Linked DNA regions of Mus musculus: region 2 is linked to region 1. The links are chromatin loops, found by intact Hi-C in ENCODE. Cell type or tissue: gastrocnemius. All regions are shown on one strand. Each heading gives the region's core, and the rest is flanking DNA. Links, peaks and the distances in the headings are about the cores only. Region 1 has its middle 7.5 kb from the start of Fcsk. Region 2 overlaps St3gal2 (ST3 beta-galactoside alpha-2,3-sialyltransferase 2).

Region 1 (2,909 bases), core at 156-2,655:
GGGCTAGCTTGTGTTACACGAAATTCTGTCTCATTTGCTTGCTTGTTTGCTTGTTTGTTTGTTTGTTTAAGACAGGGTTTCTCCACTCGGGAGGCAGAGGCAGGCGGATTTCTGAGTTCAAGGCCAGCCTGGTCTACAAAGTGAGTTCCAGAACAGCCAGGGCTATACAGAGGAACCCTGTCTCGAAAAACAAAAACAAACAAACAAAAAAAAGACAGGGTTTCTCTGTGTAGCCTTGGCTGTCCTGGTACTCAATTCTGTAGATCAGGCTGGCCTCGAACTCAAGAGATTTGCCTGTCTCTGCCTCCCGAGTGCTGGATTAAAGGCATGTGCTGCCACTGCCCAGTGAGATCTTGTCTCAAAAAGGGTTGAGGGCTGGGGAGATGGCTCAGTTGGTAAAGTACTTGCCAGTCAGGTAGGAGGACCTAACTGGGATCTCGTGCATCCACAGAAAAGCTGGTCATAGTTACATATATCTGTAGTCCCAGTGCTGGGAGAGAGCAGAGACAGGAGCTCCTTGGAACTCATTGGCCAGCCGGGCTAACTAAATCAATGAGTTGCTTCTAAGTTTAACAGGAAACCCTATTTGGGAAACAAAAACAAAAACAAAAACAAAACAAAAAAACAGAAGCCTGTAATGCCAGCAATAGAGAGGCAGAGGGCAGAAAAATCATCACAAGTTCAAGGCTTGTTTGGTCTACAAAGTGAGTTCCAAACCAGCCTGGGATGCATTGTGAGACTCTGTCTCAAAAAAACCAAAACCAAAACCAAAACCAAAAACAGAACCATCACAATAACAAATAAATAAAATGAGGAATGAGATTGAGGAAGATACTGGCTATCGACTTCTTACCTCTGCATGTATACCTGGCTGCACATGTGCACACGTTCACTGCACGCATGCACAGAAGGAAAGAAGAGGTGGATAGAGTAGTTGACTTATCTGAATCTATACAAGGACCAGTCTCTAGTGACATAATTGAAAGGATAAGAAAAAGAATCAAAGCTAGGCTTGATGGCTCAAACCAGAAATCCTGAAGCTGGTGACTTACCCAGGACCAGCCTAGCTTACGAAGTATTTGGGCAATCAGGGAGCATAGCAGGATCCTGTCTTAAACTGGGCATGGCAGTGTGTATCTCTAATCCCAGAATTTGGAGGGTAAAGGAAGGACGACCAGTGGTTCAAGACTTGAAGGCCATAGCCGGGCGTGGTGGTACACGGCTTTAATCCCAGCACTTGGGAGGCAGAGGCAGGCGGATTTCTGAGTTCGAGGCCAGCCTGGTCTACAGAGTGAGTTCCAGGACAGTTAGGGCTACACAGAGAAACCCTGCCTCAAAAAACCAAAAAAATCCCAAAAAAACAAACAAACAGAAAAGAAGGCCAACCTCAAGTATATGACACCCTGAAGCTGGGCCAGAACCCAGCTTTCAGACAGTTTTTTTTTTAAAGCTTTATTTATTTATTATATGTAAGTACACTGTAGCTGTCTTCAGACACCCCAGAAGAGGGCATCAGACCTCACTCCAAAAGAGGGCATCAGATCTCATTCCAGGTGGTTGTGAGCCACCATGTGGTTGCTAGGATTTGAACTCAAGACCTTTGGAAGAGCAGTCAGTGCTCTTACCCACTGAGCCATCTCTCCAGTCCTCAGACAGGCTTTTGTTTTTGTTTTTGTTTTTGTTTTTGTTTTTTTTTAAAGAGGGAATTACCCTAGTTTATTTTTCTGTTGCTGTGATAGAACCCCTTGATCAAAAGCAATGAAACTCGCTCGGTAGACCAGGCTGGCCTTGAACTCAGAAAACTGCCTGCCTCTGCCTCCCAAGTCCTGGGATTAACATCATGCACTACCATGCCCAGATTTAGCCAGAGTTCTTACAACCAAGAGACCACCTGCCCAGGGGTGAGACTACCCTACAGTGAGCTAGACCCTCCTATAGTAATGACCAACCAAAATGCCCCACAAAGGGTCACAGACCAATCTGATGGAGGCAGTTTCTCAGTTGGAGGTTCTCCTCCTTCCGGATGACTAGTTTTTGTATAATTAACCAGTAAAGGGGTGTGTGTGTGTGTGTGTGTGTGTGTGTGCACATGCAAACGTGCAAGTGCACCTGTACTTATTCATGTTGAGGCCTGAGTGGACATCAGGTATCTTCTTCAATAGTTCTCCACTTCATTTATTGAGGCAGGGTCTCTCTGAGCCAGTGCTGGCTTATACTGGCTAATCTAGATATCCAGAAAGCCCAGCCCCTGGAATCCTTGTCTCTGGGGTCTGATCAGCCTTTATATGGGTTCTGATCCAAACCCTGGTCCTCATGTTTTCAGGGAAATTGGTCCCCAACATCTCAGCAAATAGGTTCCCCCCCTCTAAAGATTTATTTATTATTATACATAAGTACACTGTAGCTGTCTTCAGACACACCAGAAGAGGGCGTCAAATCTCATTACCACGTGGTTCCTGGGATTTGAACTCAGGACCTCTGGAAGAGTAGTCAGTGCTCTTACCCGCTGAGCCATCTCGCCAGCCCCTCAGCAAGTAGTTTTAAACCAACACATATTCGTACATATTTATTAGGGTTAGTAAAATGATTTGACACATGTATATATTATATAATGATCAAATCAGGATAGGGCCTACCAGTGTAAAGTTCGTGTGAAGTTGAGACTTAAGAGTTCTTTGGAAAGTCGTTTGGATGGCATTTTGCTGGGACAAACAGTAAAGGCACATTTAGCTGAACTGGACACAGGTGAAGGACCAAGGCAGACTCGTGAAGGAACATTTCACTAAAACAGACACATGAGAGAGGATGTTCTGCTAAAACAAGCATGTGAAAGGACACGTGATGAAGAATTATTTGCCAAGAACACACGTGTATTGGCCCACTTTATATTGCGTAGTTGAGCCTTGAAC
Region 2 (2,909 bases), core at 410-2,909, 48 kb after region 1:
TGCAATCCTCCCTAGGCTAATTTCCCCTCAGTTTTGTCCGAAAGTAACTAACTACACATAGCTGGACAAGGCTTCCTAAATGGAGTGTGTTAGCCCTTGCCATCGGACCCAGGGGAAATTAACTTATTCCTTGTTTATTCTCAGGCTAATTAATGAAGGTGCAGTCCTCTGAGGCTGGGAGTTAGGCAAAATGATGCTATCCATGGACTGTTTGAGGAGAGAGCCTTTTCTTTTGTCTACGCTTTTGTTGATGGGCATCTCTTTTACTGCTGGCTCTGTCCTCAGACCATGGGTGGGGGCTGTGTGTGTGTGTGTGTGTGTGTGTGTGTGTGTGAGAGAGAGAGAGAGAGAGAGAGAGAGAGAGAGAGAGAGAGAGAGAATGCATGTGTACATATGTTATGTTCAGGTTCTATTGTCTAACAGCATATTCTTTCTCCTCTCTGAATTTCAGGGTCAGGCTGTGGCCGCCCGGTGCCTGACAGGTGAGGAAGAGCCTGCCAGGGGATCACTGCCAACAGGAGCCAAGGGCAGAACAGCCTCACCCTAGAAGCAGGGGTGGGCAGGGCAGTTGCCCTGCCAAGGCCAACAGTCCCAGGAAGGAGTCTGGAGTCCCAATGAGGACCACGTAAGCTCTCCTGATCCACATGGCTTAGAGTCTGGCACCTTGCTGAGCAGCAGCTGTTCCCAGCTCCAGACGACCCCACAGCACAGAGTAGGGGACCAGCCCCTCTGATGGGAGGCAGCAGGCCAGACGCTCCGCAGAAGGTCTTGGGTTTTTGTAGCCCTGACGCCCATGAAGATCACTGGTTTTCTTTCTGGCCTTGAGTCAGGCTCTTTTCCCCTGGCTAAGGAGTTGGACCAGGACGGCCTGCAAGTGCGAAGAGGACTCGTGCATGGAATGCAGGCCCCCTGAAGCCCGTGCACCCTCTGCTGTAATCAGGGTTCCAGGGATTCCCCACTGCAGGGGAGCAGGGGCTGCCTTAGCGTCTGCTCATGAGCCACAAGGACCCAGACTGCTCCAGACTGGACCTTTTCAAGCCACCAAAGAGGGGGGACCCCGGAGCTGGCAGCCAGCACTCACAAGGGACTAGAGGGCTGAGATGGACTGACCTCTGCCTTGACGGGGTGGCAGAAGACGCAGAATCTTTGTGGCCCAGCTAGTGACTGAGAGAGACCCGAGGAAGTTCTGAGCGAGAGGCTCTGGTGGCTCAGGGACGGTGGGAGGGGGGGGCTATTCCTGCTTTCCCCTTTTGTTGAGGGAAGGTGTGGCAAGAGTCCCCTGTCACGCTTCGTGCCCCTATGCCCTTTCTACGTGCTGCCAAAACAAGCAGGCTGCGCCGTGGCTGGCCCCGCAGCGGGCCGGGAAAGGATTGGCCACGGTGACAGCCACCCCGTGGCCAGCACGATGAAGTGCTCTCTTCGGGTGTGGTTCCTCTCTATGGCATTCCTGCTGGTGTTCATTATGTCCCTGCTCTTCACCTACTCGCACCACAGCATGGCTACCTTGCCCTACCTGGACTCGGGGGCTCTGGGCGGCACACACCGGGTGAAGCTGGTACCAGGCTATTCAGGACTACAGCGCCTCGGCAAGGAGGGGCTTTTGGGGAGAAATTGTGCCTGCAGTCGCTGCATGGGTGACGCCAGCACCTCTGAATGGTTTGACAGCCACTTTGACGGCAACATCTCACCCGTCTGGACCAGAGATAACATGAACCTCCCCCCGGATGTCCAGCGGTGGTGGATGGTAAGGACTGTGCCCCACCCCCACCCCCTGCTGATTTCCTTTTACTGCCTGCTTTTCAGAATTGGTCCTCTTTATTTTTGGAGCCGCTGTGATCAGTCCCCTTTTGGACTTAGGCTGTCCGTCTTATGACTCCCAGCACCCTGACAAAGCAGGAAGCCCACCTGAGCTGAGCCATATCCCTGGATCACAGACCGCTGCCAGGCAGGATGAGCTTTGACCTGGGAGGAGAGAGAACTACTATTTGTGGGGCTTGTAGGAGTCCTGTGTAGACACCCCGCCCCCAAAATGCTCTGGGCTCAGGGAGGCAGCACAAATGGTCAGAGTGGTCAGAGTGGGGACCTGGAGGCCATGCCATATAGATAGAGGCCTGCCGAGTAAGTGGCAAGAAGCCATTCCACAGCTGCAGCAAAGGCTGCCCAGCTGGCAAGTGACTTATACTTCTCTCCCAGCAGCATCTTATTTTTCCAAAATTCTTTTTTTTTTAATGATGTTAAAGATTTGCTTATTTATTTTATGTATAGGAGTACACTGTAGCTGTACAGATGGTTGTGAGCCTTCATGTGGTTGTTGGGAATTGAATTTAGGACCTCTACTGGCTCCATTCAACCCCACTCGCTCCGGTCCAAAGATTTATTTATTATTATAAATAAGTACACTGTAGCTGTCTTCAGCAGATGCACCAGAAGAGGGCGTCGGGTCTCATTACAGGTGGTTGTGAGCCACCATGTGGTTTCAGAGATTTGCACTCAGGACCTTCGGAAGAGCAGTCAGTGCTCTTACTTGCTGAGCCATCTTGCCAGCCCCAAAATTTTTATTATTATTTGGTGTGTGTGTGTGTGTGTGTGTGTACATGTATGATGTAGCAGGGGCTGTGCGGATGCCACAGCGCACATGTGGAGATTATAAGACAACTTTGTGGAGTTGGTAGTTTCTTCCTTTACCTGGGATCCAGGGACTGAACTTAGGTTGCCAGGCTTGTGTAGCGAGGACCATTTCTCCCCAACCTCCTGGCCTGCCATCCTCCAGCCTCTTACCAGACTCCGGGAGCCTGGATCTGTGAAGGTAGTATTTTCGTTTTTATTTTAGTATGTGAACGGATATTCTTTGTTGCATGTATTTCTGTGCCCTCAGAGGACAGAGAAGGACTTTGGATCCCCTGGAACTG

What was found. A loop is a pair of places that touch in the nucleus more often than their neighbours do. Peaks named below come from ENCODE experiments on the same cell type or tissue, not always from the same donor. Only the 100,000 strongest peaks of a DNase experiment are listed, where the experiment ranks them.
Region 2: it touches region 1 in a loop (1.9-fold over the local background); 12 of 42 quality-filtered maps call a loop at or near these places.

Annotation. Positions count from the first base shown.
Region 1 is chr8:110,908,532-110,911,440 of GRCm38, forward strand. No RefSeq gene overlaps it. Among named protein-coding and RNA genes, the nearest start is that of Fcsk, 7.5 kb to the left of the region's middle. In gastrocnemius, for the core only: a CTCF peak has its summit at 1,494 (motif pointing right); no DNase peak of the experiment used is centred there.
Region 2 is chr8:110,956,307-110,959,215 of GRCm38, forward strand. It overlaps St3gal2 (ST3 beta-galactoside alpha-2,3-sialyltransferase 2), which reads left to right. Exons shown (of 7, transcript NM_009179.3): 2 at 452-1,744. The coding sequence starts at 1,406. Among named protein-coding and RNA genes, the nearest start is that of Gm39251, 8.7 kb to the left of the region's middle. In gastrocnemius, for the core only: CTCF peaks have their summits at 1,394, 2,415 (motif pointing right) and 2,621; DNase peaks (open chromatin) are centred at 670, 1,400, 2,014 and 2,509; H3K27ac peaks cover 973 bases.